Regions from separate parts of the Homo sapiens genome. Here region 2 is linked to region 1. Evidence: chromatin loops called from intact Hi-C (ENCODE). Cell type or tissue: PC-3. All regions are shown on one strand. Links, peaks and the distances in the headings refer to the core of each region. The heading gives the core; the rest is flanking DNA. Region 1 holds the start of LOC124904526 (a long non-coding RNA gene). Region 2 overlaps LOC102723834 (a long non-coding RNA gene).

Evidence for each region. Hi-C counts contacts between places; a loop is a spot of excess contacts. Peaks named below come from ENCODE experiments on the same cell type or tissue, not always from the same donor. Only the 100,000 strongest peaks of a DNase experiment are listed, where the experiment ranks them.
Region 2: it touches region 1 in a loop (3-fold over the local background); 2 of 110 quality-filtered maps call a loop at or near these places.

What each region holds. Positions count from the first base shown.
Region 1 is chr1:225,467,185-225,482,747 of GRCh38, forward strand. LOC124904526 (a long non-coding RNA gene) reads left to right here and starts at 8,783. Exons shown (of 2, transcript XR_007066903.1): 1 at 8,783-9,426. LINC02765 (long intergenic non-protein coding RNA 2765) reads right to left here and starts at 588. Exons shown (of 3, transcript NR_187303.1): 1 at 5-588. RefSeq lists enhancers at 1-240, 291-550, 5,265-5,784, 5,785-6,304, 8,201-8,290 and 1 more and a silencer at 7,811-8,050. In PC-3, for the core only: CTCF peaks have their summits at 7,914 (motif pointing right) and 8,138; a DNase peak (open chromatin) is centred at 7,897.
Region 2 is chr1:225,693,215-225,705,343 of GRCh38, forward strand. It overlaps LOC102723834 (a long non-coding RNA gene), which reads left to right. Exons shown (of 4, transcript XR_426933.4): 2 at 7,043-7,892. Among named protein-coding and RNA genes, the nearest start is that of ENAH, 46 kb to the left of the region's middle. RefSeq lists an enhancer at 6,542-7,741. In PC-3, for the core only: no CTCF peak of the experiment used is centred there; a DNase peak (open chromatin) is centred at 7,217; H3K4me3 peaks cover 1,224 bases; H3K27ac peaks cover 2,408 bases.

The DNA of each region.
Region 1 (15,563 bases), core at 3,135-11,134:
TTACACACACAAAAGGCAACTCATTAGCAGGAAGATGAGAAAGCAGAAAGCGTCTCAAGACAGGAAGCTCGGCTTGGTGTCACCCAAATGTGTCTCCCCTTGACAAATCATCTCCCATGATCTGCCGGTCCCCGGGGAGGACAGGCAAGAGGCGGTGATGGGCTGTCAATGTGCATCTCGGCGTGTGGCAGTTGACAGGGCACCTTCATAGGTTTCTTCTCTGCAACTTCACTGCCACCCCCTCAGAAACTGAGACCCATCGGCGGCCGGCCTGAGGCACCCACAGCTGCAGAGAGCCGGGCACATCCAGGGCCTTGGGTGTGTCTCTCCTCCACTGTGGTGGAGGCTCCCCTCCACTGTGCCAAGCCCAGGGGGGCTGGCAGTCCCCGTGGGTGTGGCCCAGAAAGACTGGCAGTGTCTGTCCCAGACCTCAGGGCCACAGTCACCAGATAAGCACCCACTGCACTCAAGGCCTCTCTGATCAAGTCCCACGACCAGGCTCTCCAAGTCCTGACACCGCGGAGACCCCCAAAAGAGGAGGATGGAGCAGAGGGCAAGGCTCTCAGCTCCGCGGACTCACACCCAGCTGCAGAGGCAGGGGGAGCCGCCCTTTCTGTGGCCGGGGAAATTGAGGTCACTTCCTGTCTCGCTTCCCTCTCTCTGTGCTGGCTGCATCCTTCAGAAGGGGGGTGGGTGGCTGCAGGGCAGCGCCAGGCAAGGCTGCGGAGAAGCCGGTGCTCCCTGTGTCTAGGATGAAGAACAGAGCAGGGGGCTCCTCGGCGGTGTCGCTTCACCTCTCTTCCTGCTCCTTGATTCTCTCCACCCCCACCACCAGCCCAGGTGGAGGCTCTCGGTGATGAAGGTGCTGGCAGTGAGGGGCCTGCAGAGTCCGCATCTCTCTGCAGCTCAAGGGGCTCTCGGAGGCCACTGGGAGCTGGAGAGGGAGGAGGTCAGAGGCCTACAATTGGTTTTCCTGCTTGGAGAAAGAACAGATAGGAGCTTTCTAGGGCTGCGGCTCCATAAATAGCTCTAACTGTCCCTTCTCTCTCTTTTATGTTCTTTCAAACATGAAGAAAGAAACAAGCTCTAGCAAGGAACTCAAGTTAGACCGGCAAGTATTTGCCAAAGGTTAAGGGGCCAGAAAGCCAGAAGGTGGACACAACCTTAGGGACCCTGGGCCATGAGCCGTGAGACCTCTAGGATCAGCAGGGCCCAACAGGGCCATGCAGGAAGCCCTAGCTTCAAAGCCACAGGCACTGGGGAGTGGGTGGGGGCTCCCCAAAAACCACACGCTGCTCCCCAAACTCCTTTTAGAAGTGCCCCGGAAGACCTGGACCTGGCTGTGCACAAAAGCACCATGCTCTCCTCTGACCAGATCCCTTGGATGAGGTCCTTAAAGACCCCCTGGAGCTCAGTTTCCTCATCAGTAACTGGAGAGGTTTGCACCAGGTGGTCCTTGAGGGGCTCCCCCCAGCTCTGAGCCCACGATGGTGCATTTCATACCCTGGACTGTGTCTGAAAACTTGAGAAGGAGTAGGGAATAGGATAGATGCGAACTGAGCTTCTTGATGGGGTCCCGTACCTACCCCATATTTACTGCACTAGAAGCAGGGCCTGGAATCCACACTTCAACAAGCTCACACTAAAATGGGAGACCGTGCCACGCTGGCCTTTCTGGGGCTCCTCAGCCACGTTTTTGCACCTGCTGTTCTCTCTGTCTCCATTATTTCCCCTAGATCTGCACTGCTGTGTCCCTGATTTCACTCAGATCACTGCCCAATGTCCTCTTCAGAGAGGTCTTTCCTAACTGCCTCCTCTAACAGGTAAACAAGTAATTTTTTAATGTAGGTATGTCCCATGCAATGTTTGGAAAATACCGATACTAAAACATTATTTGTAATTGATCTGAAATTGAAATGTAACTGGACATCTGGTATTATTATTTGCTAAATCCAGCAACCCTAAGCAACAAGGACTCTGCAACCCAGCCCCCAGACTATAGGCCATTTGTGAGCTTGAGTCTCCAGGGGCGGCAGACAGGGCTGCAGCTGCTACGCCTGCCCAGCCCTTCCCCTCTGCTCCCCTCCCAGAAAGATGCATAAATGCCCGGGGTGGCCTAGGCAATTAAGGCGAATTGTCTTCTGGGCAGTCCTGCATACCTGCAGAGGACTGTAACTACAGAGGTGTGCACAGGAGTTTCTGGGCCAAGAACAAGACCTCAGGGCTTTCTCCTCCCATTCTCCCCTCCCCACCTCCTACCCCACATGTTTAAGGTGCCTTGAGTCCCCAGATGATCACACACTCTAGCCAGCTATACATATCGGTACACACTACAATCAGGCAACTGCTGCATGTGAGAGCCCCTGCCATAGGTAACAGGCACCATGGTCCAGACATATAAATAGAAGGTGAAGCTCCTGCCAGTAAGCATGGCAACCTGGAATTGGGGTGTGTTATAGGTTAAATGGTGTGTCCCCTCAAACTTCATATGCTGAAGTCCTAACCCCCAGGACCTCAAAATATAACCCTATTGGGAGATAGGGTCTTTACAAAGGTAAATCAAGAGGGCATGAGGTCATTAGAGTGGGCCCTAATCCAATATGACTGGTGTTCTTTACAGAAAGTAACCTGGGGCCAGGCATGGTGGCTCACGCCTGTAATCCCGGCACTTTGGGAGGCCAAGGCAGGTGGATCACCTGAGGTCAGGAGTTCAAGACCAGTCTGACCAATATGGCGAAACCCCGTCTCCACTAAATACAAAAAATTCACCTGGCGTGGTGGTGTGCACCTGTAATCCCAGCTACTCGGGAGGCTGAGGCAGGAGAATCGCTTGAACCCGGGAGGTGGAGGTTGCAGTGAGCTGAGATTGTGCCACTGCACTCCAGCCTGGGCAACAGAGCGAGACTCCATCCCAAATAAAAAAGAGAAAAAAGAAAGAAACTTGGACACAAACGCATGCCATTGGAAGACCGTGGGAAGACACGGGCAGAAGGTGGCCATCTCCATGCCAGACAGGGACCTCAGAAGGAGGCCATCCTGCCAACGCCTTGGTCTTGGACTCCAGCATCCAGAACTTCGAGATGATAAGTGGGGGTTGTTGAAGCTGCCCAGTCTGGGGAACTTTGTGACAGCTGCCCCAGAAATCTGATCCACTGCACCTGGCCTCAGAGTTCAGGCTGGCTCCACTCTCTCTCTCCCGACACCTCCCATCAGGTGGGGACCTGCAGCCCATTCCCAGGTGGGGGTCTGCACAAGGACAAGTTTGGGATGAAGCCTCAGGTCACCTGGCTTCCTGGATCTATAAACTGTCATCTAAGTGACAGGCTTGGCTCAGGAAAGCCGCTCGGTGCCAACCAGCTTGAGAGCCTAGCTCCCGGGGGCAGGCCACCGCACAGAGAACACACACGCTTTCCTAACAGCCTTGCTGGGGAAATTTGGCCACTGGCTGCAAAACCTCACTGGAAGTAAAAAATAGGAGTGTCAGATCCTGTAGCTGAATGAAAGAAATTTGGACCAGCCAGGGTTAAGGAAGACAGACTTTCTGCTCTCCAGAGTCTGCCTGTGCTCTCAGGACAGGCCTCGGTGTGGCAGCACGTGAACCAGTGGCAGGCTGTTTTTCTTTCTTTCCATGTTCCCAGCCCCTGGCACATGGTAGGTGCTCAGAAAGTGCTAAGGACTTCCTAAATGCAAACCTACACAGCCTAGCCCGTGCAGCAGGGAACGGAGATCACCGGGCACTCGGGAGCCATCCACTCGGTGGTGGGCGATTTGAGCCGCTGTCTTCAGGACCGAGACCAGGCATCAGGGACCCCAGATTGTGGAGCAGACAACAACGCCGGCTGACCTCGGACGACGTCTCGTCCCGTATTCTATGTCTCATGTCCTCTGTGAAATGGAAGAGCCTCCATCCCTAAGGGGACAGAGTTTCGGGCTTGGTGAATGGAGCCTGGTGCGAAGCAGGAAGGAAGCCCCTTGGCTCCCACCTGCCAGCTACTCCGGGGCACTCCCCCGACCTTCTGGCCATCTCCATTGCTCAGAGCCCCACTGTGGGAGGTCTGAGCTCTCAGAGGCTGCAGTGAAGAGTGACAAGGATGACGCCCCCACCAACCCCATCAGGGTTCCTGGGGGTGCGGATGACATGTGGGCCACCTGGGCTTGTCTTTAGCGTTTTGGGGAGATGAATAGTTTGAGTGACTGTCTGCTTGCACCTGCCTCAGGACAGAGTAGTGAGAGGTAGGAGGAAGGCGTAGAGGGGAAGGGAGCTTCAGAGGTAACCCCCGACTGAACCGAGAGTGCACAGGTGGTCATCCTGCACCCAGTCCTCCTGTCAACACCAGTAAGTGGGCGGTCCCCTCCCTGGGCAGGGCAAGACCCCTGGGCCTGAGGGAGGTGGGAACGAGTGCAGGTGGCGGGGGTAAACATCTCTGCAGGAGGCAGAGCCTGTGAGCCAGTGCCTCCGGCCAGCCCCTACTGCCGGGTGTAACGGGTGTGAAGGGAGACATGTGGACCGGCACCTTGTTCCGGTCACTTCCACTCTGAGCTTTTCCCGCCCATCACACCAAACTGCTGGTGGTGCCCCCGCCCTGCACTGCCGCCGCCTGAGGCCCTATCCAAGCCATCTCTGATAGAGCTGAGCCTCGAGGGGCAGGACTCCCCTAAAAACATCCCCTGTCTTCAGCAGGGGTCCAGGGACCTAGACAGGTGGGGGACCACCCGTTGTTACGGAGTGACTGGGAGGGCCACCCGAGGAGAGCCAAGCAGGGGACCACCCCTCCCGGCATGGGCAGACCTAGCAGGGCAGCCCCGGGACTTGGGGCGTGAGATCCGACTTCCTGAGGCTCCACTCCTGGCGGGGGGCAGGCCAGGCCACCGTGGCTCTCCAAGGAAGGCGCACTGCCTAGCTGCGTGGAGCGTGGTTGGCCTCCAGCCGTTGGCTTCCTCAGGGTCAGCATCCTCTCTGCCTCTCCAGGAGTCTGAGCTAGGTGAGGATACAAGGGCCTGACTATTCCACCCCTCAAGGGCTCCTCTGATGGGCAGCACTGGCTCTGCATGCCCACTGGGCTGCCAGAGATGAGTGTGGCAGATCCACATCGCAGCTTACCCACCCCTCCTGCACTCTCTTGCAGCCTCTCTTTTCTTCATGGGTGTTGCTCCCTCATAAATAAATAAATATATATATATACACACACACACACACACATAGTTGCTGTTGTTGTTGTTGTTGTTGTTTTTGAGGCAGGGTCTTGCTCTGTCGCCCAGGCTGGAGTTCAGTGGCACAATCACAGCTCACTGCAGCCTCTGCCTCCTGGGCTCAGGTGATCCTCCTCCCGAGTAACTGGTGAGAGGTGACAGCGTGCTGGCAGTCCTCAGAGCCCTCGCTTGCTCGTGGCACCTCCTCTGCCTGGGCTCCCACTTTGGCGGCATTTGAGGAGCCCTTCAGCCCACCTCTGCACTGTGGGAGCCCCTTTCTGGGCTGGCCAAGTCTGGAGCCCACTCCCTCAGTTTGCAGGGAGGTGTGGAGGGAGAGGCGCAAGCGGGAACCGGGGCTGCGTGCGGCGCTTGCGGGCCAGCTGGAGTTCCGGGTGGGCGTGGGCTTGGCGAGCCCCGCACTCGGAGCAGCCGGCCAGCCCTGCCGGCCCCGGGCAATGAAGGACTTAGCACCCGAGCCAGTGGCTGCGGAGGGTGTACTGGGTCCCCCAGCAGTGCCAGCCCACCAGCGCTGCGCTCGATTTCTCGCCAGGCCTTAGCTGCCTTCCCGCGGGGCAGGGCTTGGGACCTGCAGCCCGCCATGCCTGAGCCTCCCACCCCCTCCATGGGCTCCTATGCGGCCCGAGCCTCCCCGAGGAGCACCACCCCCTGCTCCACGGCACCCAGTCCCATCGACCACCCAAGGGCTGAGGAGTGCGAGCGCACGGCGAGGGACTGGCAGGCAGCTCCACCTGCAGCCCCGGTGCGGGATCCACTAGGTGAAGCCAGCTGGGCTCCTGAGTCTGGTGGGGATGTGGAGAGTCTTTATGTCTAGCTCAGGGATTGTAAATACACCAATCATCACCCTGTGTTTAGCTCAGGGGGCACCAATCAACACTCTGTATCTAGCTGCTCTGGTGGGGCCTTGGAGAACCTTTGTGTGGATACTCTGTATCTAACTAAGGGGACGTGGAGAACCTTTGTATCTAGCTCAGGGATTATAAATGCACCAGTCAGCACCCTGTCAAAACAGGCCACTAGGCTCTACCAATCAGCAGGATGTAGGTGGGGCCAGATAAGAGAATAAAAGCAGGCTGCCAGAACCAGCAGTAGCAACCCGCTCGGGTCTCCTTCCACACTGTGGAAGCTTTGTTCTTTGGCTCTTTGCAATAAATCTTGCTACTGCACACTCTTTAGGTCCACGCTGCTTTTATGAGCTGTAACACTCACCGGGAAGATCTGCAGCTTCACTCCTCAGCCCAGCAAGACCACGAGCCCACCGGGAGGAACGAACAACTCCAGAGGCGCTGCCTTAAGAGCTGTAACACTCACCGCGAAGGTCTGCAGCTTCACTCCTGAGCCAGCGAGACCACGAACCCATCAGAAGGAAGAAACTCCGAACGCATCTTAACATCAGAAAGGACAGACTCCAGACGCACCACCTTAAGAGCTGTTAACACTCACCGCGAGAGTCCGCGGCTTCATTCTTGAAGTCAGTGAGACCAAGAACCCACCAATTCCGGACACACTGGGACAACAGGTGTGCACCACCACACCTGGCTAATTTTTGTATTTTTTGTAGAGACAAGGTCTTGCCATGTTGCCCAGGCTGGTCTCAAATTTTCCTGGACTTAAGCGATTTGCTTGCCTTGGCCTCTCCAAGTGCTGGGATTACAAGTGCGAGCCACCATGCCCAGCTAATTTTTGTATTTTTTGTAGAGACAAGGTCTTGCCACATTGCCCAGGCCGGTCTCAAACTCCTGGTCTTAAGCAATCCACTCACCCTGGCCTCCCCAAGTGCCGGGATTACAGGCGTGAGCCACCGTGCCTGGCTCCCAATAAATCTTTTGCTCTCCTAACTCTGACTCAGGGTTGGCCTCCTGGAGAATCCCGCCTGTGGCACTGTCTTCTACACTCCTGTCCATCCGTTTCCACCTCACAGGTGGTATCCATGCCTCTGACCCAACACTGCAGCAGGGCTGAGCCAGAACCCTGTGCCGCGCCCACCTTCCCGAAGCGCTCTGACCTCATGATTCCCCTCCTGCCCAGTGAAGAGACGAGACAGCCTCGTGCCCACTCCACAGCACTGGCCATGCATGCCTCCTGCCTCGTTCCTAATGATTAGTACCTGTGTCTCCTAAAGAGGCTTGTGAGCACCTTAAAGGGCCTTCCCATAATTATTCTAATTCTTCCAGACCAGTCAGCAAGTGGCCAGCCCGGCACTCTCTAGGCCCCTGGTGAGTAGGATGTCCACTTCATGAGGATGCTTCCTCCTCCGGAGGACAGCCCTGGCCAGTGGAATGTTCTGGATTGAAGAAACCTGCCACCCCATTCTTTCCATTGTTCCTCATACGACTGGATTTGGAGTCCCCCACCACTCTCACCACGCAACCTGAACATGTTGTAGTTTGCTGATGAACTTCAAAAGTGGGGTACCCAGGGCTCAACACAGCTCCGTGGAACCAGCCGACCAGCTGAGCGGAGAAAAAAGGCTCTGTGGACACATTTGTTGACATAACCAAAGGTCATATTCGTTACCCTGGACTTCATGCAGACTCTTCAGTCAGAATACCTGCATTCGTGTATTTTCTCAGTCAGCTTCGCCTCGGATGCATTACTTCACTTCTGTGCCTCCGTCTCTCAGCTGTGAAATAGGATCCTACCAGTACCCTCCAATCCCAAACTGAGAGGCCGGGAAAAGGCAAGGACGCCCGTCGGCCGGCAGAGGGCGCTGCGCACCCGCGTTGGACGGGGCGCGCTGCCGAGCATGACCGCCAGGGGTCGCTCGAGCGCCACCGTCCAGGCCCTGGGCCCCGGCAGAACCCGGCTGGCCTTAGGCGCCCAGCGGACCTGCACGCCTGCGGCCTTGGGACGTGCCGCCTTTCCCTGCTCCACACTCTCCCCGCTCCCTTGGGAGGATCCGAGTGGTTGCCTGCAAATCCCCACACCAGCCCGGCTGCGGTGGACGAGGGCAGGTGGGCAGGCTGGGTGAGATTGGTGGGATGGTGTAAGCAGTGATGCCAGCCTTGGAAAGGATGGAAATGACACCGCACAGAGTACAGCAGACCCACCACCTCCAAGGACTCGATGGGGTCGAGGCCAGCTCCTCTCCCCAGCAGTGTCTTCTCATCAGCTGCTCCTGAGGCCTGTCCTGGCCCAGGACCTCATGTGCTCCTCCTGGCCAGGTGCCTGTACCATCCACCCTGCCCGGGGCGCCCTCTGCTCCATTAAATGCCCCGCCCGGGAGCCTGCGAACTCCCAGGACTGCCCCTCCATGGAGGGTCAAGGAAGCAGTCTGGCTTTGGCGGGAACTGCAGAACAAACAGACGGATCCAGAGCCGATGTTAGAATTCTCCTCCCGGCCGGGCGCGGTGGCTCACCCCTGTAATCCCAGCACTGGGGGAGGCCGAGGCGGGAGAATCACCTGGGGTCCGGTGACCAGCCTGGCCAACATGGCGAAACCTCGTCTCTATTAAAAATACAAAAATTAGCTGGGCGTGGTGGTGCGCACCTGTAATCCCAGCTACTCAGAAGGCTGAGGTAGGAGAATCGCTTGAACCCTGGAGGCAGAGGTTGCAGTGAGCCAAGATCGGGCCACTGCACTCACTGTCAGCCTGGGTGAGAAGAGCAAAACTCCATCTCAAAAAATAAAAATAATTCTCCTTCCCCTTGGTGAGGAAATGGAGATGACACCTCTTTCTGGCCGGATGGGAAATGGCAGTAAATGGTCACAGTTCCCCTTCCTCTTGGTGGCCAAGGAAGCATTCTGATTGGGCCTAAAGTCGAGGAAACTCCCATTTCCAAAGTGCCTGCTGGGTCCTTGTCAGCCAAGGGAAGACCATCACATATCCATGAAGGTTCATTTTCAGTGTCGACTTGGCCATGGGATGCCCAGGCATTTGGTCAGACATGATTCTGGCATGGCTGTGAGGGTGTTTCTGGATGCAATTTGCCTTTGAATGGGCAGACGGAGAACAGCAGAACGTCCTCCCTGGTGTGGGTGGGCCTCGTCCAATCAGTTGAAGGCTTGCTAGAGCAAAAAGGCTGACGCTCCCACAGGTAGAAGGACATTACCTGCCTGACTGCTTGCGCTGGGACATCATTTTTTCTTGCCTTCAGACTTGCACTGAGACTTCAGCTCGTCTCACATCTTGAGCCTGCTGGTTTTTGGACTGGAGCTACACCATTGGCTGTCCAGGTCTTCAGCTTGCCAACTCACACTGCAGCCTCCATCATCAAGTGAGTCAATTCCTTATCACAAGTGTGTGTGTGTGTCTGAATATACTTGTATGTATATGTCTGAATGTTTATTTTCCCCCAAAGTTCACATGTTGAAATCCTAACTCCCAAGGTGATGGTGTGCATAAGTGGGGCCTCTAGGAGGTGAGGTTGTGAGGGTAAAGCCCACATGAATGGGATTAGTGCTGTTATGAAAAACATATGCACACCACATCCTCTTCGTTCTGCTTCTCTGGAAAGTCCAGACTAATCCAAACCAAAAGAGCAACATGAGGGGCCGGGCGCCGTGGCTGATGCCTCTAATCCCAGCACTTCAGGAGGCTGAGGCCAGGCGGGTTGCTTGAGTGCAGGAGTTCAAGACCAGCCTGGGCAACATAATGAAACCCTGTCTCCACCAAAATACAAAAAATTAGCCGGGCATGGTGGCACACACCTGTAATCCCAGCTACTCTGGAGGCTGAGGCACAAGAATTGCTTGAACCTGAGAGGCAGAGGTTGCAGTGAGCTGAGATTGCACCACAGCACTCCAGCCTGGGTGACAGAGTGAGACCATGAAAAAAAGAGAAAGAGAGAGAGAGAAGAAAAGCTACTTAAAATTGTCCCTGAGGTTGAAATGACTGTGTCAAATTGTTCATGGCAAAATGTCTTGTATTGTTCTCTATCCCTCCTATGTTCCAACTAAATGGGAATTTTCCATTCCCATTCCCTAATTTCTGTGCTCCGACAGTACTCTCTGCCTGGGGCGCCCTTCACCATTCACCCCCAGGGTTGCACTCAGATGCTACCTCCCGCATGAAGTCTTCCTCTGCACTCCCACACACCCTGCTTGTGTCTATTAGGAATCCTTCTGGCTGCAAGCAACAGAACCTCTGACTAGCAGTGACTTAAACAAAGAGTGGTTTATTTTTCCTTAAATAAGCATGGGGGTAGGTGGTTGCCGACATGAGTGTGGTGGCTCAGAGATGCCAGGTCTGGCTCTCTCAGATTCTTGACCTTCCCCTCATGATTACAAGATGGCTGCAGTTGCCCAGAGCATCATACACTCCCATCAAGTCCAAGGAAGAGAAGTGAGGGAGTGGAGCAGGGGAGAGCTTTCTCATTTGCCTTCCTCTTATCTGGGAGAAAAAAAAACCTTCCCAGGAGCTTCCAACAGATGTGCCCAAAACTAGGCCACAAGGCCCCCCTCACAGACCGAGGATGGATCTGCATTCCTGAGATCAAGGGAGCTCCACTGAGGCCTACACGAAATGGGGTTCTGGCAGCAGGGAAGAAGGGAAGGGGAGGCTTTTGAGGAGGCAGCTTCTCCCACATTGCCAGCTGTCCCTTTCCTATCTCCCGCTGTAGATCACAGGGCTGACCATAAAAGGCACTTAAAACATTCTGACTTCATTTTGATTACAGTCTGTGAGCCTCAAAAGGCCTTGAGCAGGAAGAGGTGTGTTCTGACATGCGGTTCACATGGCTCCCTCCGGCCACAGTGGGCTGTATGCAGGGCGAGAGAGGAGGAAGCGGGAGGCTGCTGCGGAGGTTCAGTGACAGGTGGAGGGAGGTTGACAGGACTTGGCAGCAAGGCTGGAAACAAGTGGAGCTCCGGGAGGACCATGCGGGAGGCAGATCCACGGGGCCCACTCACTTATGGGCAGGGGAGCCCAGGAGAGAGTAAAAACTGCCTGGGGATTAGAACAGAGGAGGAGTGTCAAGAGTTTGGTTTGGGTCATCTCGGATTTGAAATGCTGCAGGGCTGTCCTGGAGTCTTGTCCCCAGTGGGCAGGACAGTGGCTCTGGTGCTCAGGAGAGAGGACAGGGCTGAGACACTCCTTGGAGTCACTGGTGTGTTGATGGAGAAAAGGCAAGAGAAGACACGGGAGAGGACAGGCTTTCCCAGGGAGGCTGAGAGGTGGGTGAGGAACAAAGCCTTCAAAAGCACGGATAGCAGCTGGGCGCAGTGGCTCACGCCTGTAATCCCAGCACTTTGGGAGGCCGAGGCGGGTGGATCATTGAGGTCAGGAGTTCGAGACCAGCCTGGCCAAAATGGTGAAACCCCGTATCTACTAAAAATACAAAAATTATTTGGGCGTGGCGGCGGGCACCTGTAATCCCAGCTACTAAGGTGGCTGAGGCAGGAGAATCAGTTGAACCTGGGAGGTGGAGGCTGCACTGAGCCCAGATCGCCCCACTGCACTCCAGCCTGGGCAACAGAGCGAGACTCCATCAAAAAAAAAAAAAAAAAGCACCAATAGTGGGTGACAGCTCCAACAAGGAGACTGAGAAGGAGGCCCCCCAAAAAGAGAGGAGATGGCAGGGCAGGACAGCTCCCAAGCAAAGGGCTGACACAGCTTGGACTTTATAACTCACAGCGTTCTCATTCCTCTAATTCTGGTCTCCAAGAACCTACAGTAAATCCAAAATTTACTGAACTTCACTGTAAGTTCAGCTCTATGGATAGAACTTAGCTCTAAAAGGAAATATTTCAGCTGCTTCTCCTGAACCACAGTAGTCAGTGTGGTACACGCTTGAGCCTTTTAAACAGTCAGTCTTTGGAGAGAAGAAACTAATCTCAATATCTACCTTCTTTCAGTGTTGTAAGAACCGTCCCCAGTTCCTTAGGTTCCTCAACTGAGACTATTTCACAAATCTTTTATATACACAAGCCAACAGACACAGCTAATCCATTTTTGGATGAAAACATTTTGATTTGTGGTTCATGCAAATATTAATATATTCTGCCAGCCAGGCGTGTTGGCTCACGCCTGTAATCTCAGCACTCTGGGAGTCTAAGGCAAGAGGATCGCTTGAGCCCAGGAGTTTGAGACTAGCTGGTGCAACATAGTGAGAACCCATTTCTACAAAGTAAAGATAAATTAGCCAGGCATGTTGGTGTGCGCCTGGAGTCCCAGCTATTCGAGAGGCTGAGGCAGGAGGATCGCTTGAGCCTGGGAGGTTGAGGCTACAGTGATCTGAGATTACACTACTGCACGCCAGCCGGGGAGACAGAGCGAGACCCTGTCTCAAAAGTATAAATGTATGGCTGGGCATGATGGTTCACACCTGTAATCCCAGCACTTTGGCAGGCTGAAGAGGGCAGATCACTTGAGGTCAAGATTTCAAGACCAGCCTGGCCAACATGGTGACACCCTGTCTCTACAAATACAAAAATTAACTGAGTGTGTTGGTGTGCGCCTATAATCCCAGCTACTCAGGAGGCTGAGGCAGGAGAATCGCTTGAACCTGGGAGGCGGGGGTTGCAGTGAGGCAGGACTGACTACTGCACTCCAGCCTTGGTGACAGAGCGAGATTATGTCTCAAAAAAAAAAAAAAAAAAAGAAGTGGCCAGGTGCGGTGGCTCATGCCTGTAATCCCAGCACTTTGGGAGACTGAAGCAGGCGGATCACCTGAGGTTGGGAGTTTAAGACCAGCCTGGCCAACATAGAGAATCCCCATCTCTACTAAAAATACAAAATTAGCCGGGCGTGATGGCGTATGCCTGTAATCCCAGGTACTCGGGAGGCTGAGGTGGGAGAATCACTTGAACCCGGGAGGCGGCGGTTGTGGTGAGCCGAGATCGCGCCATTGCACTCCAGCCTGGGCAACAAGAGCAAAACTCCTCCATCTCAAAAAACAAAGAAGTATAAACATATTTATTACTGCCTACCAGACCATGGATCCAAGGTTTAGCACAGAGGCGTTGATGCACATCAGTGTGGCTTTCCAGAACTCCGCTTTCCCTAGCCTTGCTTTGGGGTGAAGATGAGGCCCTGGGGTGCCTGCCTCATAGCCACATCCACTGCTCCTTGCTGGGCAGCAAGGAGCTCAGGCAAGCAGGCTGGGTCCTGAGGTACGCGTGGTAATTCGTCTGAACCGATTAAGGGAATCTCTCCTCTTTGCAGATGAAGAGTAGTGGGATGGGGCCAGCTCTGCCTGAGATCTGAAAGTCACCAGGGGCCACAGAAAAGTTTCCTGCCTGAGAAGAACGGAAGGGATGCACAAGGAGGAAACCTCCTCCCGGGAGCTGAGGCAGTGACAGTGGCCCTGAGGAAAGGCAGGAACCTAGCGGTGGCATCCAAAACTGTGGAATTAACCAACCCGGGCCCTCGTACCTCAGGGTTGAGAGTCACGTGTGCTAATAAACCTGTAGGGTAAGACCTAAAATTTAAACCCAACACTATGTGCTGCCTTGATCTCTGCTCCAGTCGGAAGGGCCAGGTGTGACCGAGCTGCAAGTTCCCCTCCTCACTCTTTTCTCTCAGATAAGGCCCCCCAGCCAAACATCCCTCCTTACCCAGGGGACCAGGCAGGGCTCCTGCTCACCCACCAGCTGTGGGTTTCACTTCCTTACCAGCCTGTGGAATTACTTAAACAAGTCAATCATATTCTCCGGTGGGAACCAGGGGTCACCACACCCTCTTGCTACTACCACCAAGCCTGCCTCCCACAGCCCCTGCTGGCTCCCTCTGTTCCTGAGTGCAGTTCCCATGGGGCCCTGTGTGGGGCACTGTCCTCCTCCCCTGAGCTGTGAGTTCAGGTTACTAATAACCTGCTGTCAATCGCACCTGTCCAGTATCAGGTGCTGTGTGTTTGGCCATTGCTACAATCCCAGGGCAGGAATCCTTCTCTCATTAACAGGTGAATAGGAGGAAATTAAAACTGTTATTTACATAAGCTGCTTTAAGTCAGGTGTTATTTATGGCTGGACGCAACGTGTCATCTAAGCCCAGGTGCTCCTGTAATACCAGTTACTCCTACCCTGAATGTCTCCCACTTGTACTCGCTTGACACGGACTCAGGAAAGCATCAAGCCAGTGGGTTTATTTCCTGCACCCATAGCGTGACAGATCACAGAACCTGATCACCGTGTGGCACATCCATGAATCCAGGTAGCACTGGCACGGCTACTCTCAACAACTGTCCAGGAAATGAGAGGCCGTTCTGTTTCCTAAAGGGGCCAATATATTATTTTTATTTTCCCTCTGGAATACTTAAAAACAATTTGTATTGGTGGTTTTTTAAAGGGTTATATTTTCTACATTCTAAATGTGCAGAAGAACGTGCTTTCTGGCAGACAGGGAGTATGTCACACATTTTTATGTCTTCTGTGCCAGAACCTTAAAATCGTTTTCTTTTTAAAATCAGACTAAAACGTTCATTAGGACCTCTGAAGCTCCCTAGAAACCATGCAGTCTAATGTGGCATGTGCCGGGATTTCAGAGGACAGAGCAAAATGTTTCCAATTCTTTCCCAACCTCTCCAGCTCACCTCCTGTCTTGCCTCCACCCCACGGCTCATCTTCCAACCTTGCCCATTTACGGGGCCTGTTGCAGAACAGCCCATGCACTCTCACACCTGCAAACTGCTCGTTGCTCTGCCAGAAATACCTTTGCCCCTCTGATGCCCAAGAACACCTGCTCATTCTTAACAGCTCGTCTGTTAATTCCAGGTGAATTGACTTCTCCATCACCACCAAGCAGCTGACATTATTTCCCCATCTGTTTGTATATCATTCTGTATAATTTATTACACTCACATTGTAATTTTTGTTTTGTAAACCAATTTAAGCCAAATTGTTCACTGATCTACTTGTCTGCCTCCCCCTAAACACACATGGACTTAGGGACCAGGGCTCTATTTTAGAGGCAAGTAAATGCTTCTCCCTCTCCCTTGCCTTACAATTCTAGGGAAAGAAGTGTCATTCCATTCGTATCTGGGTGTTGAGGCCCTTGTGTATTTGTGATGGGGTTTATTATGGGAAGAGAACGTTAAGCTGATCTACCATCTTGGGTAAAATCTTTTCAAGCTCATTCACATAATTTACAAATTACTTGGAACTGGCTCCTGTCTGAATTCCAATTACCCTCCATCCTCCCCACACTTACAGCTTTCTCTAAGTGAGATTTGGCAGGGCAGGGGGACCGGCGGGGGAATGAGGCACCAACTCTGACCAGCTGCCTCTTTGAGCCGTCGCTGTCTGGCAGGGCTGGAGCTAATGATTTCTATGGTTACCCCAAATTATGAACTCTGATCGTTCTGCGATCCTTGGCCCTTTGACATGCCCCTTTTATAATCATGCTTTTTGAGTTTACAGTTCCAGCCCCATCCTTGCTGTTCAGTACCCACTCCTGCTACGTTAATCCACGAGGATT
Region 2 (12,129 bases), core at 3,997-11,996, 230 kb after region 1:
AGCAAGTTGACCCGGCACAGTCCAAAATCCGTGCTATGCAGCACAGTCCAAAATCCGTGCTATGCAGCACAGTCCAAAATCCGTGCTACCCAGCACAGTCCAAAATCCGTGCAGGTATGTACTAGTTGCTCAGAACACAAGCAGTCAGTTTCTAGCATTGTGAGAAAAGCCCTGATCTAAAGTCAGGATATCTAGGACTTCTGGTCATAGTTCTACCTCTAAAAATGTGTCCTGGGCTAAATTGTTAACCTCTCTGCCCCTCAGGTCCTTAGGGAAAGAAAATGACGACTCATCACCTCTTAGATGGTGCATACAGAAGTGAAGGAGTTAAAATGTTAGCAGTGAAACTGTCAAACAGTACACAGGGGGAAAAAAAAGAAACTTCCATCCAAAGACTCTAAAAGATGCTAGATTCTGTAATGTTATTTTCTCTGATTTTCTTACTGTGCATGTAAAGCATGTTTATTTACAGCTAAGTCTCCCTGCTAAAGCATGGGTTTGAAAATGAGAAATTCTAGGCTGGGCATGGTGGCTTACACCTGTAATCCCAGCACTTTGGGAGGCTGAGGCAGATGGATCATCTGAGATCAGGAGTTCAAGACCAGCCTGGCCCACATGGTGAAACCCCGTCTCTACTAAAAAAATACAAAATTAGCCGGCGTGGTGGTGGGCGCCTGTAATCCCAGCTACTCAGGAGGCTGAGGCAGGAGAATCACTTGAACCCAGGAGGTGGAGGTTGCAGTGAGCCGAGATCGCACCACTGCATTCCAGCCTGGTCAACAAGACTGACACTCCATCTCCAAAAAAAAAGAAAATGAGAAAATCTAGCTATTTTTTCCTGTAACTATAATCTTGGTGTGCTATGAAATTTGGAGCAAGTCATTAAACCATTTTCTGTCAACATTTACTTATATACAGAATGGGATTAATAATATTCTAACAATAGTAATTGACCATTAGCTAAGTCCTTTAAAGAAATGAAGTCTCCAGCATTTGTTGCATCAAGGCCCTGCAGAGCTGTATGAGCTTCAGCCCCGCTGTGTTCTACTAGACTCCAGGGCTTGCCTGTGTTATCTCCAACAGATAAGATCATGCCAGAACACATGAAGTCAGCACTCACCCCATTTAACCTTAAGTCAACACTACAGGGTTTGCTTCCTTTTACCAAGTACCAGCAAACATAGAAAAACAATCAGTTTCCTGGTTCCAGTCTGATCTGCTGCAAAGAACAAAGAAGGGACCACCTTACTTTATCCACTGGATAAAGGGAACAGGGAGCCAAAAAATGATGTAGGAGATGGTGCCAGGCCGGGGTTGAGGAAGCAGGACAGAACCCAGGAATTTGCTTTCTCCTTGGACCTACTGCTTTCTACAGAGGGTCAAAGAGTTCGGCCAGAAACCTCCTCCAAGACCAAGGTTATGTGTGTGCCTCCTTAATTAGAAAAACAGGCCAGACACAGCAGCTCACACCTATAAGTCCAGTACTTTGGGAGGTCAAGGTAGGAGGATCACTTGAGGCCAGAAATTCAAGACCTGCTTGGGCAACATAGTGAGACCTTATAATTACAAAAAAAAAAAAAAAGCCAGTCTGTTAGTTCATTTTCATGCTGCTGATAAAGACATACTTGAGACTGAGCAATTTACAAAAGAAAGAGGTTTAATTGGACTTACAGTTCCACGTGGCTGGGGAAGCCTCACAATCATGGCGGAAGGCAAGGAGAAGCAAGTCACATCTTACATGGATGGCAGCAAGCAAAGAGAGAACTTGTGAAGGAAAACTCCCCCTTATAACAACCATCAGATTTCATGAGACTTACTGTCATGAGAACACCATGGGAAAGACCTGCCCCTATGACTCAATTACCTCCCAATGGGTCACTCCCACAACACATAGGAATTCAAGATGAGATTTGGGTGGAGACACAGCCAAACCATATCACCAGGTGTGGTGGCATGTGCCTGTAGTCCCAGCTACTCAGGAGGCTAAGGTCGGAGGATTGCTTGAGCCCAAGAGTTTGAGGCTGCAGGGAGCCATGATCGTGTCACTGCACTCCAGCCTGGGTAACAGAGTGAGATCTCGTCTTAAAAAAGAAAGAAAAAAAAAAGACAACCCCAACAGCTCTGAAGGACACAAACTTCACACACACACACGCACACGCACACACACACACAAACACTTCATGAATTTCAACCCTTAGATCTGGAGGGTTAACTTCATGGCAAACATAGGGGTTACGAAAATAACGCACCATAATATTTCCCCCCTAGTTTTTCATTAACAACATGAGCCCTCCTAGGTCTGGGTACTTTGGTGTCTATCCTTAATAATTAATATCTGGGCATTAATAGTTTCAGCTCTTTCTACCTAGCATCTGTAAGCGTTAACCAGAACCTACTAACAAATGTGAACATACAACATTTGAACATAAAGTAACATCTCTGGCCTTCGAAGGTGACAAAGCTCAGAGTAGCATTTCTCATCCTAAGCTTCCAGCTGTTGGCCTGAGCATATTCACAAAGGTGAAGCCTTGTACTGCACCATCCACATTCTCTCCCATGTCTCTGCAGGTCAGGAGCATGCTTAAGCAAGTTGGCTGATGGTCTGAAGAGTTACATAGAGTCAAGGATAAACATATTTTGGTCTTTTTAAAACCCAGCATAAAAATAGCAGTAAAAATATTTCACAATAAAAATAATCATTTCTGAAGCCCTTTATTAGTTTGCCCCCTTTCTTAACTGGAAGACTTTTAAGTGACTTACAGCATTTAGGTCCAATGTCGTGTTTGTTATGTTTATATAGTAACCAAAAACTCTGGATAAATATTTATATAGTTACAAAACTTTTAACAGGCCCCAAACTTGGAATAATCCAAAAGAAACACAACGCTCCATTTTGGGCAGTTGTAAATCCCCTGTTGTCAACATAACTCAGACATTGGAAAGGAGGGAATAAGCCTGAATGGCTCCCATATGTTTGCCATGAGCAGGCTTCAAGGGATGGGGGTGGAGGAGAGAATGGAGGAAGGGGCTGCCATGGCTGGCCTGCATCGAGTGTCCTGACAGTCTGGTAATCTGCAGAGCATTGTTTTGCGCTTGTCAGCTGTTGCCCAGGGATGCCTGTGTGATAAATGAATAATGGGCTCCACAGGGCTCTCCTTACACTAAAAAATTCAGCGCATATGGTTCTGGCCAGTTTTCTATCCCATCCTATCTTTTGGTCACTCTAGAAGTACATTTGTTCCCTTGGCCATAAAAAAGAATATTACAGCTTTTAGGAGAGAATTGAGGCCAACAACTCAGAGCATCAGTCTTTAGGGACATGACATAAAGAAATCATATTTGAAACCTGGATGCAAGATCATCTAGAAAAGTACCCAGGATCAATGGGGTGGGAGAGTGGAAATAAAGGAAAATAATTTGACAAAAGTTGCTCCCTTGAATACATAAAGACCCAAACTTACTTATTTTATTTTATTTAATTTATTTTTTGAGACAGAGTCTCACTGCTGCCCAGGTTGGAGTGCAGTGGCATGATAATGATAGCCTCAAATTCCTGGGCTCAAGAGATCTTCCTGCCTCAGCTTCTAGAATAGCTGGAACTACAAGAGCATGCCACCAGGCTTAGCTAATTATAAAAAAAAAAATTTGTTTTAGAGGCAGGGTCCCAATAGGTGCTTGGGCTGCTCTTGAACTCCTGAGCTCAAGTGATCCTCCCATCTTGGCCTCCCAAAGCACCGGGATTACAACCCTGAACCACTGCACCTGTCTGGCTCAAACTTGCTCATTTTTAACTGGTAATCATTTCAGAAATTTTATGAGACAGAGAGAGAAAGAAAAGGATGCTCCTAGGCCTGTACATACAACAAGTTGGCCATGGAGTCATAGTAATTTGGGGCCAGTCCTCTATAAAATAGTAATAATAACTGTATCTACCTCCTGAGGTTGTTGTGAGACCTATCTACAGCAATACAGAAGTTGCTTCGAACAATGTCAGGCACAGAGTAAGTGGTAATCAATGCTAGCTAGTATTATTCTTCCTCAACTCTTCAGACACTGATTCACTACCCTCACCGCAGGGAAAGAGTTAAAACTAGACATATTTAGCTGTAATGACTAGAAAAATTGAGCAGAAAATCTTTCCAAAAAGTTTTGACTTGGAGAAAGGAGGTTTATGGTTCTGTTCCCTGAAAGCTATGGCCTAGCGGGGGACAGTCTCTGCCCAGCAGGAGAGAAACCCTACCGTCACTGAGGCTAAGTTAGCAGAAGACTGTTCTCTTAAGAATGGAGGCTGGGAGGGCCTTTTGGTCTTTGGATAGTTCAAAGCATTTCTCAAAGCTTTACTAGTGGGGCAAGAAATACTCAGTAAAACCTGAAATAGCCCCTGCCAGGGCTGATGGCCAACAGCTGTGGGAATGGCAGCTGCTGTGACCCACGTCACTGCACCCGACCCAGGCATGGGGATCCCTGACAAGTGGTCATGAGAGTCTCACATTTTTAATCTGTCTGGAAGCCAATGGGAGGTGTAAGGAAGCCAGATTCTGATCCCTAACAGTGGCATCCAATCAATTTGTGTAAATTTCTCATCGTGATCCCTTCCTCCTTACCATGGAGTTGGAGAGAAAGGGAGAATTCCCACACTTTGGCAATATGAAAGGACTATTCTGTAATCCTATTTTCAGGACAGTTTTCCTTCCTTTTAAAAATCCAGGTTGGCTGGGCTTGGTGGCTCATGCCTGTGTAATCTCAGCACTTTGGGAGGCCGAGGTGGGCGGATCACGAGGTCAGGAGATCAAGACCATCCTGGCTAACACTGTGAAACCCCGTCTCTACTAAAAAATACAAAAAATTAGCCGGGCGTGGTGGCGGGTGCCTGTAGTCCCAGCTGCTCGGGAGGCTGAGGCAGGAGAATGGCATGAACTCGGGAGGCGGAACTTGCAGTGAGCCGAGATCGTGCCATTGCACTCCAGACTGGGTGACAGAGTGAGACTCCGTCTCAAAAAAAAAAAATCTGCCTGTAATCCCATCACTCTGGGAGGCCGAGGTGGGTGGATCATGAGGTCAGGAGTTCAAGACCAGCCTGGCCAAGATGGTGAAACCCCATCCTACTAAAAATACAAAAAAATTAGCCAGGTGTGGTGGTGGGCGCCTGTAATCCCAGCTGAGGCACAGAATTGCTTGAACCCAGGAGGCAGAGCTGGCAGTGAGCCAAGATCACACCACTGCACTCCAGCCTGGGTGAAAAAGCGAGACTCCATCTCAAAAAAAAACAAAAAAAATTTTCAGATAAATTTCTCATCAGAATAGAATTCTATACCTGGGGCCCTTTGAATACTGTTTTGAATGTTGAACTTCATTTGAGGTGAAATAATGATGCTAACTCACATTTATTAAGCATTTACAATATGTCTTGCACCCCTGCAGGCACTTTATATCTATTTAATTTAATCATATAATGCTTATCTCTAATACCAAGGTTACATACTAGTGAGTGCCAAAGGTGGAATCCAACTCACCTTTTTCTTTTCTTTTCTCTTTTTTTTCCTTTTTTTTTTTTTTTTTCGATGGTGTCTCACTCTGCCACCCAGGCTGGAGTGCAGTGGCATGAGTTTGGTTCACTGCAATGTTTGCCTCTTGGGTTCAAGCGACTCTCTTGCCTCAGCCTCCCAAGTAGCTGGGATTATAGGTGTGTGCCACCAGGCCCAGCTAATTTTTGTATTTTTAGTAGAGACGAGGTATCACCATGTTGGCCAGGCTGGTCTTGAACTACTGACCTCAAGGGATCCGCCTGCCTCAGCCTCTCAAAATTCTGGGATTACAGGTGTGAGCCACTGTGTCTGGCCTAACACCTTTTTCTTTATAGAAAGCTGCCTGGTTTTTGAAGGAAGTCTTGAAACAATTTTTTTCTTCTTAAAAGTACTTTATAAAGTCTTTTGATTATAAAAATAATGTATGCTTATAATAGAAATTTTGGAAAATGCAAAATGTGTAAAGAAGTAGTAATTCTACTACTCCACATGTAACTGCTGTTAATATTTTAAATTCTCCTAAGGTATTTTTCTGCACATTTATTGATAATATTTCTTTTTTCTCCAAATTGTGATCTTAAAACTTTTAGACTTTCCAAAGATTTTGTAAACTTCTTTGAAATACCAGGAAGCCCATCTAACCCAGTGCAGCAAGTATGGACTTTTGAAGTTCAAACATAGTTTGGAAAATTGACCACACGGTTTCCAAGAGGAAACTAAAATTGGCAAAATGCCCTTTTCCACCCTGATAGGGGCTTTAAATGCCTAACCATTTGTTTTGCTGGCAGCAGGACCATTTTTTAGTGGCAACCAATGACTATTAGTGCCAATAAAAGTTCTTAAACCCCTCACAGCATTAATCATGCTCCAGATGTTACAAAAGTTGAGTGACCGAAAATGTACATACATTGAAGTCTTCAGCTGCTGCCTCAAGGTCATGGGGATTTCAGCTTCATTCTCTTAATTCAGAGTTAAGCCAGACCCCATCAGTGAGATTTCAGCCTCATTATAAACCACAGAGGCTTCATTTTGCATATATTTCAGCATTTTATATTTTCCTTTGGCCACTCTCATAGTGTATGTGTTCCTTTAAAACATCTCCTCTTTGATGAATAGTCCTTCCTGGGGCCCTTTTGTAGGCATGAGAGATTATACTCTGTTTTGATTCTATCTTTGCCCCTGAGATACCAACCAGTAGCATTCTTCCCACTTTGTCTGATCAAATGGAATTATTTTTAGAAGAAGCTGCTGTGTTTGAAAGACAGCTTATAATCTTAAAAAAGCCCTTTACATTGCAGACATATGGGCTTCTTGACAGTGTGTGTCTAGAATTGCAATGTTTTCTCTGCCCAGAGGACTACCTTTGAATTCACCCTTTCTGCTTGTGTGTGTCTGTAAAGATAAATGAATTGCTTTGGCACTGAATATAGTAACTGTAGCGTGCATCATTTCTGACAACTACTTCCTGAACTTCTTCCCTGAGTTTTGTACCAACTGTTCTCATTGGTTCTCCGCAGAGCTCGTGGCACAGAGGAAAATGGACATAAGGTAGCGGTAACAGGCTGGCGACTGTGGCTTTTACACATTGCTTCACACAACCCTGTCCAGGAGTTTTACACACTCACTAAACAAACAGAAGACACCATCCAATTCACTGGAGCCCCGTTGGATAAATACGGAAAGAATGTGGGAGCTATGTCATGAACCACAATGGTTTTGTGTTCTGTGTAATTTGAAGACGAGATTCCTTTGCTGTGTGTCACCTCCCATATTACCACTGTCGCCCAACATTTCATAACCATCAACTCTTTGCCAGTGCCCACATGCAAAGATGGGTTTGTATTAAAAAATAAATGAGAACAGCACATTCTGATGTGGTGTAGTATATCAGCATTTTCCATGAAACCTCGTCTCCGGCCTTCCCCTTTTAGGAAACAAAGGACCCGTGACAGAGCCTACTTATCCCGTTACAGCTCCTGGTGAGAAGGGCGAAGCCATGTCAGAAATAATAGAAAAGGCTTTTTCCTTTGAAATATCTAAACGTTCAAAGATGGGAACAGCCGCAGGGGGGAGAATACTGTGCTATGCAAGTTGATCTGATTTTGTGGACCATCCATTTCCAATTGGGAAGCTCACTTACTTTCAACTTGAAGCATCAGAAAACCAGACTTACAGCAGCTTCAGCCTATAGGGGTTTATTTTTCTCATGTAACAAGAAGAACAGAAGTGGACAGAGGCCGAGTTCTCAAGGACTCAGTTTCTTTCTGTCCCACCAACCTTACCATGTTGGATTGTCATCTTTGTGCTTGTTGCCTCATGATGGCAAGATGGCTGCAGCACCTCTGGGACTCACGACTGATTTTTAAGGTAGGAAGAAGGGGACAGGACTGTACTAGCCAGATGGCTTCCTTTCATCTGGAAAGCAAAAGGTTTCCCTGAATCCTCAGCAGATTTCTGCTGTCTTCCCATTGGCCAGAACTGTGTCACATGGTCACTTTTAATAGGTTTAAAAATGAGTTTTTCTTGGGAATATTGCTGGCTTGAACTAAATTGTGGTTCTGTTAGTGCAAAAAAGAGGAGTGGGTGGAGTTTGGTCACATACCTCACACAGCCGCTCTTCTTAAGATGCTACTTAGAGGATGGTAGGGACTGAGAGGAGGAGGCAGAAGGAGCATAGCGACCTCTTTGGAGATGTAAGTGACTGTCTACATCATGTGTTTGTAGAGCCATGGGAATCAAAAATAACTCTTGCGATAGATTAGCAGCCCCAAACTTTTTGTTCACATGCGAAAATCTCTGTAATGAATTGTTAGTTCCGTGTTACAATTATTATGAAAATCTGCTGTGTTTAAATTATTGGGAAAGTAAAAGTATGATTTTTAAAAGGTAAATCTGACCATTTTGCCCACCCCTGGCTTAAAATCCTTCAGGAGATTTCCATAGCTCTTGAGATAAAATGCACCATCCTTGGCATGGGCTCTAGAGACCTACAGGACACTATTTTAGCAGCCTCCTGTGTGTCTGTCTGCTCCAGGGCTCTCTCTCTGTCCCTCCTTTTCCCTAGAACCCTCTTTCCCCATTTGGGGCCTTGCAGCCCCTGCTTATTCTTCAGCTCTAAGATGAAGGGTTCCTTAGAGAAGCATTCCTTTACCCATCAGCCTGGCTTTGGGCACCCCAATAGGAGCGCTGAGTATTCTGATCGTCTCTTTAGCATTAATTTTTAATTTTTATTTATTTTATTTTATTTTTGAGACAGAATTTCACTTTTGTTGCCCAGGCTGGAGTGCAGTGGCACGATCTCAGCTCACTGCAACCTCCGCCTCCCGGGTTCAAGCAATTCTCTGCCTCAGCCTCCCGAGTAGCTGGGATTACAGGTGCCCGCCACCATGCCAGGCTAATTTTTTTGTATTTTTAGTAGAGATGGAGTTTCACCATGTTGGCCAGGCTGGTCTTGAACTCCTGACGTCAGGTGATCCACCTGCTTTGGCCTCGCAAAGTGCTGGGATTACAGGCATGAGCCACCATGCCCAGTGGTATTTATTTTTATAATTAATTATAAAAAATAATTAATTCTCAGTAAATTGTTTCAATTCTGCTTTCCCTGCTAGAATGTTAACTTTATGAAGGCCCCGTTGTTCTTTTTTCCTACTTGATTTGTAGCACCTAGTTGGGTGCCTGCTATGTAGTAAGCACTTAAAAAAATGTGTATTGAATGAATGAAATGAAATTTTAAAAGTATGAAGCTGCTTTGTTGATACCACATATTGGTGCCCATCAAAATACTGTCCTCGAACTGGTGTTGGCCTGCAAACTCTTCACTATTCATCTACAACAAGATAAGTCAGAAATTGAGAGGATTTAGAAACTCTTATAACAATTATCAAATTGTATGCAATGATTAGGAGATTTTTTCTTTTTTGAGACAGGGTCCTGCTCTGTCACCCAGGCTGGGGTGCAGTGGCACGATCAAAGCTCACTGCAATCTTGAACTCCTGGGCTCAAGTGATCCTCTTGCCTCATCCTTCTGAATAGCAGCTGGGACTATAGGTGTGAGCCACCACATCCAGCTAATTCTTTTTTTTTTTTTTTAAGAGATGGGGGTCTCATGTTGCCCAGGCTGGTCTTGAACTCCTGGGCTCAAAGGATTCTCCCACCTCAGCCTCCCAAAATGCTGGATTTACAAGTGTAAGCCATTGTGCCTAGCCAGATTTTTTTTTTTTTTTTAAGATGGAGTTTTGCCCTTGTCGCCCAGGCTGGAGTGCAATAGCACAATCTCAGCTCACTGCAGCCACCGCCTCCCGGGTTCAAGCAATTCTCCTGCTTCAGCCTCCCGAGTAGCTGGGATTACAGACACCCGCCACCATGCCCAGCTAATTTTTTGTATTTTTAATAGAGACGGGGTTTCACCATGTTGGCCAGGCTGGTCTTGGACTCCTGACCTCAGGTGATTTACCCACCTCAGCCTCTCAAAGTGCTGGGATTACAGGCATGAACCACCACGCCCAGCCCCCAGAAATTTTTAAAAATAAAATCAAATTGGCCAAGCGTGGTGGCTCGCCCCTGTAATCCCAGCACTTTGGGAGGCCAAGGCGGGTGGATCACGAGGTCAGGAGATCGAGACCATCCTGGCTAACAAGGTGAAACCCCGTCTCTACTAAAAATACAAAAAATTAGCCAGGCGTGGTGGCAGGCGCCTGTAGTCCCAGCTACTCGGGAGGCTGAGGCAGGAGAATGGTATGAACCCGGGAGGCGGAGCCTGCAGTGAGCTGAGATCACGCCACTGCACTCCAGCCTGGGTGACAGAGCGAGACTCCGTCTCAAAAAAGAAAAAAAATCAAATTAGTCCTTCGCACAGTTTGAGAAACACTGCTATGGGTTAGATACTGCAAACTATCATTACACTAATAAAATGCAAACACTTCTGAAGCTTCAGGAGCTCAGAAGCCACTGTCAGCCGCATGGGAAGCCGGCAGGTCAACAACAACCTCCTGCAAGAGGGAAACCATATAGCCCCCACATCCCCTTCCCACTTCCTGAGTGGAATCTTAACTCCTTAACTTCCCAGCAAGTTATTTAACCCAGCTGCCTCAGTTTCCTCATGTGTAAATGGGGATTATAAAAGAACCTTCTTCACAGTGTTATTTTGAAAGATTACGTGGGGGCAACTATATGCAAAGCGTTTAGTGCAGAATCTGTCTCCAGTATACACTAGCTAAGCATCTGCTATTATTATTACTTGCAAACCATTTTGCAAAAAATAAAAGAAGATTTTTTTAAAAAAAAACAGTTTTGATTAAAATAACACCTCAAATACAACAGCACACTGAACAGAGATGGTATCAAGCCTACACTGAGAGCAAAGTGCCTGCTGGGAGGATATGCAGTTGTGTGTGCCTGAGGCCTGGCTCTGACCTCATATCAAGGAAAATATTTGCATGGCAGAGCTGTTATATTCATGCGTGATTCTTTTTTCTTTTCTTTTCTTTTTTTTTTTTTTTTTTTTTTTTTTGAGACGGAGTCTTGCTCTGTCGCCCAGGCTGGAGTGCAGTGGCGCGATCTCTGCTCACTGAAAGCTCCGCCTCCTGGGTTCATGCCATTCTCCTGCCTCAGCCTCCCAAGTAGCTGGGACTACAGGCGCCCGCCACCATACCTGGCTAATTTTTTTGTGGTTTTTCAGTAGAGACGGGGTTTTACCATGTTAGCCAGGATGGTCTCGATCTCCTGACCTCATGATCCACCTGCCTTGGTCTCCCAAAGTGAGGCCTTGGCCTCTTTTTTTTTTTTTTTTTTTTTTGTGAGATGGAGTTTCGCTGTTGTTGCCCAGGCTGCAGTGCAATGGTGTGACCTTGGCTGACTGCAACCTCTGCCTCCCGGGTTCAAGTGAGTCTCCTGTCTTAGCCTCTGGAGTAGCTGGGATTACAGGCACACACCACCATGCCCGGCTTATTTTTTGTATTTTCAGTAGAGACAGGGTTTCGCCTTGTTGGCCAGACTGGTTTCAAACTCCTGACCTCAGGTGATCCACTCTCCTCGGCCTCCCAAAGTGCCGGGATTACAGGCATAAGCCACGAGCCCAGCCTCATGCATAATTCTTACAGGGGAAAACTTGCAAACTGAACAGAGAGAGAGAGGGATGACTCTTTTTTTGTTTTTTCATTACTATTATATTTTTTTCTAACTCAGGAAATGGCTGAAATTCTATCATTAAGACTGCAGGCTGGGTGCAGTGGTTCACGCCATCCCAGCACTTTTGGGAGGCCGAGGCGGGCGGATCACCTGAGGTCAGGAGTTGGAAACCAGCCTGGCCAACATGGTAGTCTCTACTAAAAATACAAAATTAGCTGGGCATGGTGGCGCATGCCTGTAATCCCAGCTACTCGGGAGGCTGAGGCAGGAGAATCGCTTGAACCCGGGAGGCAGAGGTTGCAGTGAGCCAGGATCACTCCACTACACTCCAGCCTGGGCAACAAGAGCAAAACTCCGTCTCAAAAAAAAAAAAAAAAAAAAACAGAAAACAAAAAACAAAAAAAAAAAAACCCAGCTTCTTCTTAGTTGAAGTCTTTAATGTAAAATGCAAGTACAACTTAAATAGGTTACGTTTTTA